2 separate regions of the Homo sapiens genome follow, and region 1 is linked to region 2. Evidence: read pairs that join two places in POLR2A ChIA-PET (ENCODE). Cell type or tissue: OCI-LY7. All regions are shown on one strand.

The links. Peaks named below come from ENCODE experiments on the same cell type or tissue, not always from the same donor. Only the 100,000 strongest peaks of a DNase experiment are listed, where the experiment ranks them.
Region 1: POLR2A ChIA-PET joins it to region 2 with 6 read pairs; 2 of 35 experiments call an interaction of 5 or more read pairs at or near these places.

The regions. Positions count from the first base shown.
Region 1 is chr6:47,388,781-47,396,780 of GRCh38, forward strand. LOC105375082 (a long non-coding RNA gene) reads right to left here. Exons shown (of 3, transcript XR_926865.4): 2 at 6,646-6,712. Among named protein-coding and RNA genes, the nearest start is that of TNFRSF21, 83 kb to the left of the region's middle. In OCI-LY7, no CTCF peak of the experiment used is centred here; no DNase peak of the experiment used is centred here.
Region 2 is chr6:47,577,065-47,585,064 of GRCh38, forward strand. It overlaps CD2AP (CD2 associated protein), which reads left to right. Exons shown (of 18, transcript NM_012120.3): 8 at 1-39; 9 at 2,321-2,425; 10 at 3,800-3,836; 11 at 4,939-5,001. Among named protein-coding and RNA genes, the nearest start is that of CD2AP-DT, 100 kb to the left of the region's middle. In OCI-LY7, no CTCF peak of the experiment used is centred here; a DNase peak (open chromatin) is centred at 4,737.

The DNA.
Region 1 (8,000 bases), 190 kb before region 2:
TTGTCCAATGCTGAAAGTGAGATGTTGAAATCTCTAGCTATTATTGTATTAGGGTCTATCTCTCTTTAGCTCTAATAATATTCACTTTATATATCTGGGTGCTCCAGTGTGGGATGCATATATATTTGTATTTGTTATAGCCTCCTGTTGAATTGACCCCTTTATCATTATATAATGACCTTCTTTGTCTCTTTTTATGATTTTTGTCTGGAAATCTATTTTGTCTGATATAAATATAGCTACTCCTGCTCTTTTTTTTATTTCTGTTTGCATGGAATGTCCTTTCCCATACCTTTATTTTCGGTTTATTTGTGTCTTTATAGGTGTAGTGTGTTTTTTGTAGGCAGAAAATAATTGGGTCTCTTTTTTTATCTATTCAGTTACTCTGTCTTTTGATTAGGGAGTTTAGTCCATTTACAGTCAATGTTATTATTGATAAGTAAGGACTTACTCCTGCCATTTTGTTGCTTTATGGTTGTTTTTTTGCTCCTTTCTCCCTTCATTCCTTTATTCTTGTCCTTCTTGTTGCAAAGATGATTTTCTCTGGTGGTATGTTTTAATTTCTTGCTTTTTATTTTTTTGTGTATCTGTTGTAGGTTTTTAAATTTGAGGTTACCATGAGGCTTGCAAATAACATCTTATACCCCATTATTTTAAATTGATGGCAGCTTAACATATTGCATAAACAGACAAACTAGCAAACAAGCAAATAGAAAACTAATAAAAGTCTACATTTTAACAACATCCTTCCATTTTTAACTTTTTTGTTTTATGCTATGTCTTGAAAAGTTGTTGTAGTTATTATTTTTGATAGGTTCATCTTTTAGTCTTCTTACTCAAGATATGAGTCCTTTACAAACCACAATTACAGTGTTATCATATTCTGGATTTGTCTGTGTACTTACTATTGCCAGTGAGCTTTGTACCTTTAGATGATTTCTTACTGCTCATTAACATCCTTTCATTTCAGATTGAAGAACTCCTTTTAGCACTTCTTGTAGGACAGGTCTGATGGTGATGAAAATCCTAAGCTTTTGTTTGTCTGGGAAAGTCTTTATTTCTCCTCCATGTTTGAAGAATATTTTCACTGGATAAAAGCTCTAGGATCCTATAATAAAAGTTGTTTTCTTTCAGCACTTTAGTAAACATTGTTTTCTTTCAGCGTGTTAGTGTCATGCCACTCTCTCTCTTGGCCTGTAAGGTTTCCACTGAGAACTCTGCTGCCAGACATATTGGAGCTCCTTTGTATGTTATTTTCTTTTCTCTTGATGCTTTTAGGATCCTTTCTTTATTCTTGACCTTTGGGAATTTGATTATTAAATGTCTTGAAGTTGTCTTATTTGGATTAAATCTGCTTGGTGTTCTGCATTATTCTTGTACTTGAATACGGGTATCTTTTCCTTGGTTTCAAAATTTCTCTGTTATTATCCCTTTGAATTAACTTTGTACCCTGATATCTCTCTCTCTCTGTGTGTGTGTGTGTGTGTGTGTGTGTGTGTGCATGTGTGTGTGTGTGTGTCTGTCCTAAGGCCAATAACCGTTAGATTTGCCCTTTTGAGGCTATATTCTAAATCTTATAGGCATACTTCCTCCTTTTTCTTTTTCTTTTTTCTTTTCTTTTTTTTGAGATGGAGTTTCGCTCTTGTTGCCCAGGCTGGAGTGCAGTGGCACAAACTCAGCTCACTGAAACCTCTGCCTCCCTGGTTCAAGTGATTCTCCTGCCTCATGCTCCCAAGTAGCTGGGATTATGCCACCACACCCAGCTAATTTTTGGTATTTTTTTAGTAGAGAAGGGGTTTCTCCATGTTGGCCAGGCTGGTCTCAAACTCCTGACCTCGATGATCCACCCACCTCGGCCTCCCAAAGTGCTAGGATTACAGGTGTGAGCCACTGCACCTGGCCCACTTCTTTTTTACTCTGTTTATTCTTTTGCCTTTTCTCACTGTGTATTTTCAAATAGTCTGTCTTCAAGCTCACTAATTTTTTTTTCTGCTTGATTAATTCTGCTATTGAGAGACTCTGATGCATTCTTCAGTATATCAGTTGAATTTTTCAGCTCCAGAATTTCTGCTTGAGTTTTAAAAATTATTTCAATCTCTTTTTAAAATTTATCTGGAAAGGATTCTAAATTTCTTCTCTGTGTTGTCTTGATCTTTCATCGATCTGTTATTTCATTGACCTTCCTCAAAGTAGCTATTTTGAATTCTCTGTCTGAAACGCCAAAGATCTCTGCCTCTGCAGGATTGGTCTCTACTGCCATTTTTACTTTGTTTGGTGAGGTCATGCTTTCCTGGATGGTCTTGATGCTTGTGGATGTTCATCTGTATCTAGACATTGAAGAGGTAGATATTTATTGTAGTCTTCATGGTGTGGGCTTGTTTATACCCATCCTTCTTGAGAAGGCTTTCCAAGTATTGAAAGTGAATTGAGTATTGTGTTGTAAATCTTTGGTCACTGCAGCTTTATCTGCTTTAGGGGGCACCTCAAGCCCCTTAATGCAGACTCTTACAGACTCATATAGATATCACCTTATTGGTCTTGAGAAAGACCCAGGTGAATTCCCTGTATTATCAGGCAGTGTCTCTGTTCTCTTTCCTTATTCTCCCCCAAACAAAAGGAGTCTCTCCTCTATGCTATGCTGCCTGGAGTTGGGGAAGGTGTGACACAAGCACCCCTATAGCCACCACCACTGAGACTGTGCTTGGTCAGACCTGAAGCCAGAACAGTACTAGCAGTTGGCAAAGGCCTGTGGTAACCATTGCCTGGCTACTGCTGATGGTTGTTCAAGGCCCAAAAGTTCTTTAGTCAGCAGGTGGTAAATCCAACTAAGCTTGTGTCTTTCCCTTCAAAATAGCAGGTTCCCTTGTGACCCAGGGTGGGTCTAGAAATACTGTCCAGGAGCCAGAGCCTAGAGTCAGGAATGTTAGGAATCTACTAGGTGCTCTACTTTACTGTGGCTTAGCTGACATATATGTTGCAAGACAAAGTTCTTTTTAATCTTTTTTCTCCTTTCCTCAAGCAGAAGTCTCTCCCTGTAGCCACTGTAGCTCCACACTCATGGCAAGTATTGACTGGCTACCACAGCTGTTTATTCAAGGCCCAAGGGCTCTTCAGTTAGCAAGTGATAAATCTTGCCAGTCCTAGGACTCTCCCTTCAGGGCAATGGGTTCCCTTCTGGCCCAGGGCAGGTTTAGAAATGCCATCCAGGAGCTAAGGCCTGGGATCAGGGACTTTAGGGATCTGCTTGGTCCTTCATTTTACTGTGGCTGATCTGGTACTCAAGTTGCAAGACAATGTCCTTTTTACTCTTCCTTCTCCTTTCTTCAAGGGGGAAGAGTCTCTCCCAAAGCTGTGAGCTGTGCTGCCTGGAACTGGGGGAACTATGGCACAAGCACTCCCTTGGCTGGCCAGCTGATATCTCACTGGGTTGTGTGCACCCCAAGTCCACTGGCTCCAAACCCAGCACAGCATCAGGACTTGTCCAAGAATTACAGTCCTTGTGGCCTAGATTGCCTTTCCAGTTTATTTATAACCCCAGAGTGTGTCAGTTCATGGTGGTGGAATTAGCTAGAACTCAGGTTCTAACCACCGATAGGGACAATTCCCCTCTGGCCAGGGCTGGTTTAATTGCTCCCTCCATGGGTGCCAGCTTAACTCTGTCCTGTGTTGCATTCCACTGTGAGTTCAGGGCAGCACTGAGTTCCAATGCAAAGTCCCACAGTCACTGTTGTCTCCCTCCCCCAAGCACATAGAATCTCTCTCAGCACCACAGAGCTGCTTCTGGTGAATGGGGAGAGATAATGTAGGCAATTCAAGACTGCCTTTTCTACCCTCTTCAGTGCCTCTTTTCTTGCTATGATAGTCAAACCAGGTACTGTGATTGCTCACCTGATTTTTTGTTTTTCCAAAAGGTGCTTTATTGTGTGGATAGTTGCTAAATTTAGTGTTCCTACGGGGACAGTGATTACTGGAGAGTTCTATTCCATCTTTCTCTGCCTCCTCCCTCTTCAGTGCCCAGCTCCTTTTAAATTAAACATTATATTGTGAACATTTTCCATGTCTATTAAAAGTATATATATATTTTTTGAGACAGGCTGGAGAGCAGCAGTGTGTTCATGGCTCACTGCAGCCTCAACCTAAGCTCAAACAATCTTCCCACCTCAGCTTCTAAGTAGCTGGGACCGTAGGTACATGCTACCACTCTTGGCTAATTTTTTGTTGTTATTTTTTATAGAGATGGGGTCTCACTATGTTGCCCAGGCTGGCCTCAAATTTCTAGGCTCCAGCAAGCCTCTTGCCTCAGCCTCCAAAAGTACTAGGATTACAGTTATGAGCCATGGCACCTGGCCCAAAAGTCTAATTTTATTGATCACATAGTTCTTAGCCTTATGTGGTAAAACCTGGATGCTTCTTGGATAAACTTAAGAAGCCTCACTTTCCACCTTCAGAAAGGCTGAAGATTTCAAGCCCAGTGCTACATGAATAAGTGTCTCCAGAAAGCCTAACATAAATATTATAGTTTTCTTATGAGTTGTCAGGGACTGAGTATAAGAATGTAAAGTACAAACAATTTGGAGACCAATTGGAAATATCTGCTGAAACTAAATATGTTCATTCCCTAATCCAGCAGTGCCACTTTTAGGTACATATGCTTAAGGAAACTCTTCCATAAGTACACAGGGATACAAATTTAAGGATGCTCATTCCAGCCCTGCTAAAATAGTAAAAAAAAAAAAAAAAAAAAAAAAAAAGAAAGAAATTTAAAAAATTGAAAATAACCAAAGTACCTATCAACAGGAGAATGGATAATAAACTGTAGTATATTTATGTGATGGAATACTATAGAACCATTAAAAAGAATGAGATGAAGCTATTTAGATCATCATAGATAGACATCAAAAGCAAAGGGCTGGGCCAGGTATGGAGGCTCATGCCTGTAATCCCACACTTTGGGAGGCTGAGGCAAGAGGATCACTTGAGCTCAGGAGTTCAAGACCAGCCTGGGCAACATGGTGAAATCCCGCCTCTATAAAAAATACAAAAAAATTAGCTAGGCATGATGGCGCATCCCTGTAGTCCCAGATACTTGGGGAGCTGAGGCAAAAGGATCAATTGAACCTGGAGATCTAGTCTGCAGTGAGCCAAGACAGCGTCACTGCACTCCAGTCTGAGTGACAGCGTGAGACTGTCTCCAAAAAAAAAGCAAAGGGCAATGCCTTAGTTTATTTGTAAGCATGCCTGCTTCATGGATATGTAAGTATATTGAAGTATGAAAAAAGATGAAAAACAAATTCATAGCAGTTGTCTCTGAGGAAGAGCATAATGGAGCAAGGGGAATTTTTACTTTACATGCTTTGTGTGTCATGTTTTAATTCTTTTCTTTTCTTTTCTTTTCTTTTTTTTTTTTTTTTTTTTGAGATGGAGTCTCACTCTGTAAACCCAAGTTGAAGTGCAGTGGTGCGATCTCGGCTCACTGCAACCTCCGTCTCTGGGGCTCAAGTGATTCTTGTGCCTCAGCCTCCAGAGTAGCTGGGACTACAGACATGTGCCCCCACACCCAGCTAATTTTGTGTATTTTAATAGAGACGGGGTTTCATCATGTTGCCCAGGGTGGTCTCAAACTCTTGAACTCAGGCAATCTGCCCTCCTTGGCCACCCAAAGTACTGGGATTACAGGCTCGAGCCACCCCACCTGGCCGATGTGTCATGTTTTTTTAAAAAAAGATTAAACAAATAAAACAAAATGTTGTTGTTCATTGATAATGTTATGTAGTACTTACATGGCCTTTTTTGTATTATTCTCAGTATTTCTAACTTCTCTTTAATTTTCTCTCAAAAAGGGTAAATAAATAATGAAAATAATAAATCTTTCAAGCCAATTAATTTATTATAAACATTATGTTATGCTGTAGATTCTCTCTACTTGCAGTAGTTATATTCTATAAAGTTTCAGTGAATACCAAATTAGCAAATACTGATCAATTGCTCAAAGGGAAAATACAGAGTTGGATTCCTGTGAGTCTCAGGTCACAATATTTTCATCAATTGATCACACATAACCTTGTATTATGTGTATTCCTGTTTTAAGGCACCTTATTTAATTAACACTGGACTCATGGTCATCAGCACTATAATTCTTACCTGAATAAAGCTTATCTAATGCAACCTATTTTCTCTGTAAGGCGTATCATAACCCTTGTGTGCTTAGGACCATTTTCCTTTTTTCTTTATTTGAGACAGACTCTCGCTCTGTCACCCAGGCTGGAGTGCAATGGTACGATCTCTGCTCACTGCAACTTCCGTCTCCCCAGTTCAAGCGATTCTCCTACCTCAGCCTCCAGAGTAGCTGGGAATTACAGGTGCGCGCCACCATGCCCGGCTAATTTTGCATTTTTAATAGAGACTGGTTTGACCATGTTGGCCAGGCTGGTCTCGAACTTCTGACCTCAAGTGATCCACCCACCTCAGCCTCCCAAAGTGCTGGGATCACAGGCATGAGTCACCACCATGCCCAGCCAGGAACATTTTCAAAAGCAAAATTACCACCAAAAAGCACAAAAACGTGAAAAAACATAGCACTAAATAGACCTCAAAGAGAATACTTGCTTACAGTATGAGGGCCAGAACAAGAAAGCAGAGGATTACCTCATTCAACCTCAGCCGAGAAATGTGAACATCAAGCAACTCAAATTTTTCACCATTCTATGCATGTCTGCAAATAACCAAGAAAGTGCCATGAATATTGATTTGGAAGTTACAAATAAATTTTAACAAGTAAGCAAATTCATACATAAATATCTATGAATAATAAGAGTTGGCTCCATGTACTTATGCAGATCAGTGACGCAAATTATAAACTGCAACAATATCTAAACAAGACTCTATTATTAAAACCTAATAATTTGCAGGTAACCATTCAAGTGACAGATATCAACTGCCTTCATCTCTGCTGAGACTTGTTGTCTTGTAGCATCTAGCTGAGGATGGTCACTCAAAGATCCCATGCACTTGGCAGATAGAAATTTTGCACCTTCTATCTGGAAAATCCCAGGCCTCGTGGGTCTCCCTTTTATCTTTCAACGTAAAATTTAGTCAAGGCATTTTTGTTTTCAATAAATTTTCTCTATTTAAAGAAACCAGCACCATGTAGATGAGCTACACAGGCTGGGGTCTTTGAATAGATTATTAAAATTCCACTTCACTTATTTTTTGATGTGAATAATCTCGGAATTCTAGTTTTGGAAAGGGCCATGTATATACATTTAATTGGTTTAATTCATCCCTGTGTAAGGGAGAGTAAATTTTAGAAAAGCCATTTTTAAAATGTGACATTGAAGAAAGGAGTTAGCAAATTGAAATCAAGCCTACCACTTTAAAGCTTTAAGAACTGATATTTAATATTTTCTCAGGTTTAGTCCTCAAAGATGGATTACCCCAACCATTTCTGCCAGGAATGTGAACTAAGAGATTTGGAAAAGCCAGCAATCATCTCATAGCATATTTACACCTTCTATATACCTATCAAACAAACAACAAAACTTTAAGTACCATGTTTACTGAAGCTTTTTTAAATTACAGAAATTGTATGTATGGACATGATCTTTTAAAGCCTATTTATTTTTAATTATCTCATTCATGCTATATATCTCATTCACACTCTTTCTTTTTGGGTTTTTTTTTCTTATGATTATTCTCAAGTCCTAAATCATTTCAAGATAAAATTGTAAGAAAATGCACTAGCTCCAAGGACCTTGTGGAAAGTCTCCTAGAAACTCATTGGTATGGAAAGGATGAATATTGAATGAGATGAAAACAGTTGCTTTGGCGGAGTCCCAGAAGATTTAAATGCATAAACATAAGCCTTGTGATGTTTGAGAGCCACAATAGCCAATATAAATAAATCATATGTAAAACAGTAACTTGAAAAAAAATGGAAAAAGAGATGGAAAAATGAAATAAATTACTTTTATCAAAATGTTTCTCAAATAATGGTAGGGGAG
Region 2 (8,000 bases):
ACTTTTAAAGAGGGGGAGATAATCCATTTGATAAGTAAGGTAAGGTGTTTCTGTTTTTCAGTGAATTGCTTAATTTATTTATAGAAATATTTTTCAAAAGTTATACATTCACCCTAGAGTGTTCTTATATTCACCCTGGAATCTAGAAGAGCTGGGACTTTGTCTTGTTTCTAAGTCCTGAAAACTTGGCACGTAATAAGTGCTCAGAACGTTCTCTTTTTGAGCTAACTTTTATTGACTATATTTGTTGTAATTTACATATTGGGAATTATTGTTAACCATCATATTTGTTCTTTTTTAAGTACTTTTTTTTTAAAATTAACCTCAACTTCCCAGGTTTTTATTCTTACTTCTCTTCCACCTCATTCTATTTTTTCTCCTGTCTGTCGTTTGGAGTGTTGTTTGTAATGTAAACAGAAGAAAAATAGGGAAACAAGCTAAACATCCATGAGTATGGAAATGGTTCTGAAACTCTTTTTACTCTGGAAAATGATGTCACCATTTTAAAGAATGAAGTGATTTTATAACTTGGAATAAATCCTAATGCAAAATAAAGAGAAAACCCAGTACTACTTGTGTGTGGGCAGAATCCTATAATAACTAGTATTATGGGAAAATTACAAATATTTTGTTTTTGCTATAACCCTGTAGAATAATTTTTGAAATTCTGCCCCCCACCCCCAACCTTTTTTAAGTAGAAATGGAGTCTTGCTATGTTGTCCAGGCTGGTCTCAAACTCTTGAGCTCAAGCATTCCTCTCGCTTTGGCCTCCCAAAGTGCCGAGATTACAGGTGTGAGCTACCACACCTGGCCCCATTGTTTTACACTGACTTTGTTATAAGATGTCATAGTGTATATAATTTTTTTTAAAAATAAGTTTTATTGTGTAAAGTATAATGATGTTATAGGATACGTAGTAATAAAAAGGTTATTATAGTGAAGCAAATTGACATCTGTCATCTCACATAGTTACCTTTTTTGTTTTAGTGGCAATAGCAGCTAAAATCATTTAGCAAGAATTTTATAAATGTATGTGAATTTTCATATTAATATAATTTGCACTGATTACACCTAATTTTTCATGCAAGGGTGGTGGGTATTTAGAAGAAACTTAGAAGGTCTTGTTAATTAAAAAAAAAGAAAAAGAAAAATTAAAGACAAGGTCTAGCTTTGTCGCCCAGGCTGGCGTGCAGTGGTGTGATCATAGCTCAATGCAGCCTTGAGCTCATGGGCACAAGTGATCCTCCTGCCTCAGCCTCCTAAGTAGCTGAGACTACTACAGTTGCATCCCATTGCGCCTGATTAATTCTTTTTTCAAAATTTTTTTGTAGAGACAGGGTCTTGCTATGTTGCCCAGGCTGGTGTTGCAAACTCCTGGCGTCAGGCAATCTTCCCACATCAGCCTCTGAAGTTACTGGGATTACAAAGCATGAACCACTGTGCCTGGTCAAATCGTGTTAATTTTTAAAGCAGCTGAATAATGTGATTAATTTTTAGTATATAAAGTGTTAAAAGTGTTAAGAAGGATACAGTTTAGAAATTCATATTCTCCCTCTCCACCTTCCTCTCTTTTCCACTTCCTTTCATTATATCTTTTTTTTTTTTTTGAGATGCAGTCTCGCTCTGTCACCCAGGCTGGAGTGCAGTGGTGGTGTGATCTCGGCTCACTGCAGCCTCTGCCTCCCGAGTTCAAGCAATTCTCCTGTCTCAGCCTCCTGAGTAGCTGGGACTACAGGCGCCTGTCACGATGCCTGGCTAATGTTTGTATTTTTAGTAGAGACGGGGTTTCACCTTGTTGGTCAGGCTGGTCTCAAACTTCTGACCTCAGGTGTTCCACCCACCTCAGCCTCCTAAAATGCTGGGATTACAGGTGTGAGCCACCGTACCCGGCCTCATTTTATCTTTCTCTTTTTTCCTCTGAGAACATTTTAACGTTATAAATGGAATTTTAAAATTGATATAGTTTTTAAAACTAAACGCAATTTTGTAACTGCTGCTAAAAGTAATACGTGGGAAATATTTTCTTTTAGGACAGTGTGATCTGTTTAGTTCCAGCCAGGCACAGTGGCTCATGCCTGTAGTTCCTGCACTTTGGGAGACCAAATCAAGAGGATCATTTGAGCCCAGAAGTTTATGATTGCATTCCTGTGGTCCCAGCCACTTGGGAGGCTGAGTTGGGAGGATCACTTGAGCCCAGGAGGTTGAGGCTGCAGTGAGTCATGATCGCATCACTGCACTTCAGCCTGGCCAACAGAGCAACACTTTATCTTAAAAAAAAAAAAAAGGTCTATTGTCTTAATTATTCTATTTTGCTTTTTAGGAGACTGGAGAAGCTGGCTGGTGGAGGGGCGAACTTAATGGTAAAGAAGGAGTATTTCCAGACAATTTTGCTGTCCAGATAAATGAACTTGATAAAGACTTTCCAGTAAGCTTTTGTTTTTCAATGATGATAATACTTGAAAGAACATTTTGCCACTATTCTTTTGCAAACAAGTTTTTTTGCATTATTATTGAATAATTTTTATGAAGGAGTTTCAGATGTAGCTATTCAGGTAGGAGTTATTTGAGTTATAGTAAAACAAAATAATGTTTCAGTTCCGTACTTTATTCTTCCTTTGTTTCTTTCTCGACTGTACTGAAAAATAACCTTAGACTTCTTTATTTTATAATTTAAGAAGGGCTGTCTATCCTAATAACATAAATTAGTACTTTCCTGGAAGAAATTGTATTTTTATTTAATGTTGTTGAAAAGCTCTAGTTTATTTTAAGGTCTTGTGGATATTGCTGTTATGCTGTTGGTGCATTTTTTTGGGAGGGCAAGAGCACTCTGCCTCCTTACAGAATTTGTTATTTTTGTGTCACTTCTCAGAGAAAAAGTGAGGCTGAGTCATTCATCAGTGGTCTTTTGCCTTCCTACAACTTGGTCCCTTTTCCCCATGGATGAGGAATATAATAGAGTTTTTAGAATAGAGGGAAAGAGCATCAACACAAGCACACAACAGGATGGGCTACCATGTTAGGTTTAAGCCAATGCATAACTCTCCAACTCTATGGAAGCTTAGGCTGTCTGAGGCCTTTGTTTTGTTAGATTGCATTCAGTATTGATTCAGCCTTCATATGCTTTATTTTATAGTTTTACTAAAGAATACGTTTTTCTGCTTTTATTATGTTTGTACATTACGGCTTATCAATTATTCTTAATTTGTAAAAACCAAGTCCACCAACTTAGAAGTGTATATCAATATTTTAAGGTATTAAGTCTTAAAAATGAGCGAATGTTTATAAATTGAGAAAAAACATGTCTTTGCCTTTAACTGTTCCTTTGAGAGTTCCAAAGAGTTAAGAGTGAAAACTAAGTCTATTTGTTGCTACTCTGTTTTTAAAAACCAAAACAAAACAAACAAAAAAAAAAACGGTCTCTCCCTTGTTCTGCCAGTCTTCCTCTCCCCACAACCCCAGCTGCAAAAGAGGGGTAAAATGGTACTTAGGAATCTTAACCTAGGGGAGGCAGAGCAGAACATTTTTGCTCATTAAGATTTTTAAGGTTTATTCAATCCACTGAAATATGGATTGAGATATTTGACTGAATTTTGACCAATGAGGCTGTTTTTTCTAATGAAATAATTTGTTGTCATTGACTTTTTGGGTAGTTTTTACGATCTTAGCATTTTATATTTTGTCAAGGATTGAATGAAGAGGAGAGACATTTGTATAATTTAGATTATTACTAATTAGAGTTTATTTTAACTATATTTGATATGAAACTGGTCAGCCGTTTCCACCATTATTATTTTAACAGAAACCAAAGAAACCACCACCTCCTGCTAAGGCTCCAGGTATGTAAGAAGCATATTATTCAGTTTGCTATTTTCCATTTTTTAAAATTCTAAAATGGTAAAATTGGATCTAATGCAAACTATTGATTTTTATCAAGTATGATGTCTGTAAACATTTTTAGAAATATATGAAAATTGAGTGTTCACATGCATTAGTATCTGTCATTTTTCTTAAAGTACAAATGGTATAAAATAGGGATCTTGAAAATGTAGATACTTTATATGTAATTTTGAGTTAATAAAATTAATCAAATTTAAACTGTTTTAGAAAACTTAATATATTGACCTGGCCAACTAGTTATTCTACCGTTTCAAATGAAATCCATTTGTTAATGTCTCAAATAATAATTTATGTACTCTTCTTTTCAGGGAATATGCTGAAGGTTAAACAAAGTAGATGATTTTAAACAGATGAATAAATTATGGTAGACCTAGAAGTGTCTTCAAGAGTTAAAGTTTTGTAATCTGGCTCTTTGCTTCCATAATTTTCGAATAATTGATCTTTACAAGTGTAATAAAAATTTCTATTTCCTAAAAGATTTGCTGTTTTTTTAGAATAATTCAAGTCTTTTTGTCGCCCTTGGTTTTAGCTTTATATTTGCTGACCTAATCCTAGAGCAAAGAAAACATAAGTTAAAAGTAATTTTTATAGAAGTTGGTGTTGAAAGCTTTTTATATAGCTTTACTCTTCAATGTGGTAGCCACTAACCATGTGTGGCTTTTAAACTTAAGATTAAATAAAATTTAAAAATTCAGTTTCTCAGTCATAGGAGTGCCATTTCAAGTGTTCAGTAGTCACATGTTGGATACTGAAAAAATAGAATGTTTTCATCACCACAGCTCTTCCATACTGCAGTACGGTAGAGGATATGATCTCTAACACCTAAATTTGACAAAGAAGGAACTGAGACCACAGAGTAGGGTAATAGTGGCAGGTCCAGGATTAGAAATTGAGCCTGGTAATTCCGGTACATTGTTCTTTCTATTAAACCATGGTTTCATCTGATGTTATTTTTCAACTCATCTTTACTTTTTAGAAGTGTAATTGTCTCTGTGCTTTAAAACTGTCTTCTTAAAAAAGTATTAATGTTTTTTCCCATAGCTCCAAAGCCTGAACTGATAGCTGCAGAGAAGAAATATTTTTCTTTAAAGCCTGAAGAAAAGGGTGAGGCTAATTTTCAACTTTCAAAAAAGCAATTATTTCTTTTATTGTCATTTTAAAGAGAATTATTTCTCCACACTGAGTTATTTACACTGATTTTTAACAGGTATTCAGTATGTATTTAACAATGCTTGGAGTTTTCTGGGAGGGAGTAGTTCATTTCTCAAACAGATAACAATTTACATTCATTAAAAAATTAAACTATTCAGTAGGATGTTGTCTTTATTCAGTTATTTCACAGACTGTATAAGAAAACTAAGCATTAAATAACTATGCTTTTATTATTTTTATAGTGTTTCAGTTTTTAAAAAATTCCTTAGAATGTTGAAGACCCAGTTCCTACTTAAGCATGAAAATAATTAATTACATATTATTTAATCTCACTGCATGTGTTTGTCATAATGTAAACCTGGAAAGTTATTCCAGGGTACCACATGTATTTTGCTAAAAACCTTATTGGTTTGTTGTGAATTTGGAGAAAATAAGTCCTTCTCATTGCACATAAAGATTTGCAATGATTGTCACTAGTAGATTAGTTTATATACATCAAGAAACTTGAATACTATTTTAGAATGCTTTTTGTTTCTTCCTCCAGTGTTGTAGTCTAATCCATCCTTGTTTCTTGCCTAAAGTATTGTATCCTCTTACTTGATTTCTCTCACTTTAGCTCCTTTTCTGGCTCATACTTCATGTTGTTGCCAGGATCATGTTTTTTTTGTTTTTTTTTGTTTTGTTTTTTTTTTTTTGTCTCGCTCTCTGGCCCAGGCTGGAGTGCAGTGGCGCAATATCGGCTCACTGCAAGCTCCGCCTCCTGGGTTCATGCCATTCTCCTGCCTCAGCCTCCTGAGTAGCTGGGACTACAGGCACCCGCCACCACGCCCGGCTAATTTTTTGTATTTTTTAGTAGAGGCGGGGTTTCACCATGTTAGCCAGGATGGTCTCGATTTGCTGACCTCGTGATCCACCCACTTCTGCCTTCCAAAGTGCTGGGATTACAGGTGTGAGCCTCCGTGCCTGGGCCAGTATCATTTTTTTAAGGAGACTGTTTTTTAGAGCAGTTTTAGGTTCACAGCAAAATTGAGCCAAAAGTACAGAGTTCCTGTATACTTCCTTTCTTCACACAGGCACAATTTTTCCCACTGTTAACATTCTGTACCAGAGTGGCATATTTGTTAAAATCAGTGAGCCTTCCTACATTGACACTTCTTTATCACTCAAAGTCCATAGTTTCCTTTAGTGTTCACTCCTAGTGTTGTAACTATTATGGATTTTGACAAATGTATAATGTCCTGTATCCACCATTGTAGTATCATACAGAATAGCATTACTACTCTAAAAACCTTCTTTATTCTACCTATTCATCTGTCCTTCCCTTCAACCCTTGTCAACCATTAATTTTTTTAATGACTCCATAGTTTTGCCTTTTCCAGAGTGTCATATAGTTAGAATCATACAGCACGTAGCCTTTTCAAATTGGCGTCTTTCACTTAATTATATGCCTTTAAAATTTCTCCGTATGTTTTCATGGCTTGGGAGGCATATGTTGTTAGCATCAAATAATATTTCAATGTCTTTATATTCCACAGTTTATTAATCCACTCACTCACTGAGGGACATCGTGATTGCTTCTAAGTTTTGGCACTTATAAGGGGAGCTGCTATAAATGTGTGTAGGTCTTTGTGTGGACATATTTTCTATTCATTTGGGTAAATACCAAGGAGAGGGATTACCTGATAATATGGCAAGAGTATATTGAGTTTTGTAGGCGCAACTGCCAAACTTCTTCCAATGTGGCTGAACCATTTTGTACTCCCCCTAGTAATCAGTGAGAATTTCTGTTCTACGTTCTAGCCAGCATTTGGTATTTTAAGTGTTTTGGATTTTGGCCTTTCTAATAGGTGTGTAGTGGTATTTTACTTTTGTTTTCAGTTGCAATTCCGTAATGATATATGATGTTGAATATCTTCTCATATGCTTAATTGTCATTTGTATATCTTTGGTAAAGTGTTCTGGTCTTTTGTTCATTTTTTATTCAGGTTTTTTTTCCTTCAGTTTCTTTCTTTGTATATTTTGTATAGCAATCCTTTAGTAGATGTCTTTTGCAAATATTTTCTCCCAGTCTGACTTGTTTTCTTCACAGAGCAGAAGTTTTAAATTTGATTGAAGCTTATCAATTACTTCTTTTATGGATCATGGCTTTGGTGTTGTATCTAAAAAGTCATTGCCATACCCAAGGTCATCTGGATTTTCTCCTGTGTAATCTTCTAGGAATTTTATAGTTTTGTGTTTTACATTTAGGTTTGTGATTCATTTTGAGTTAATTTTTGTGAAAGTTGTAAGGTCATTGTCTAGATTCATTTTTTTTTTTTTTTGGCATGTGAATGTCTAGTTGATCCAACACCGTTTGTTGAAAAGACTTTCAGTTTTCAGATAAAAATCAAAAGTTCAAATTCAAGGCCCTCCAGTAACTAACTGACCCCCCGATTACATTTTTGATATCATCTTCCACCCTTTTTGTTTACTAAATGTAGCACTCACTCTCTAGTCCCTAAATATGTCATGTACTTTCCTAGCTTTATCTTTCGTTTTACTTTCAAAATGGAAGTTTTTTTATATTCTTTTTTTATACTTAAGAATTTTAAAAATATGCTGCACAAACAATTTATGCTTAATAAAAATATTAGTCTCAGATTAATTCTTTGTGAACTAGTTAGGTAGGAGTCTTAGATCAGTTTTTAGTACTTGTTTATAATATCTGTCCTACCTGAAAAACTCAGCTTACCAAGATATGTAGAACCACATGTAAGAGGTATATTGCTGGCTTTATTATCTATTTTTTTACTATTAAAAAAAATCATGTCACCAGTTAGTCAGCAGTTTTGTTAAAATTCAGATAGTGACTTCCCCTTTTCCCTAAAATCAGTCAGTTGTTCTTATAAATAAATTGGAGGCCGGGCGCGGTGTCTTACGCCTGTAATCCCAGCACTTTGGGAGGCCGAGGT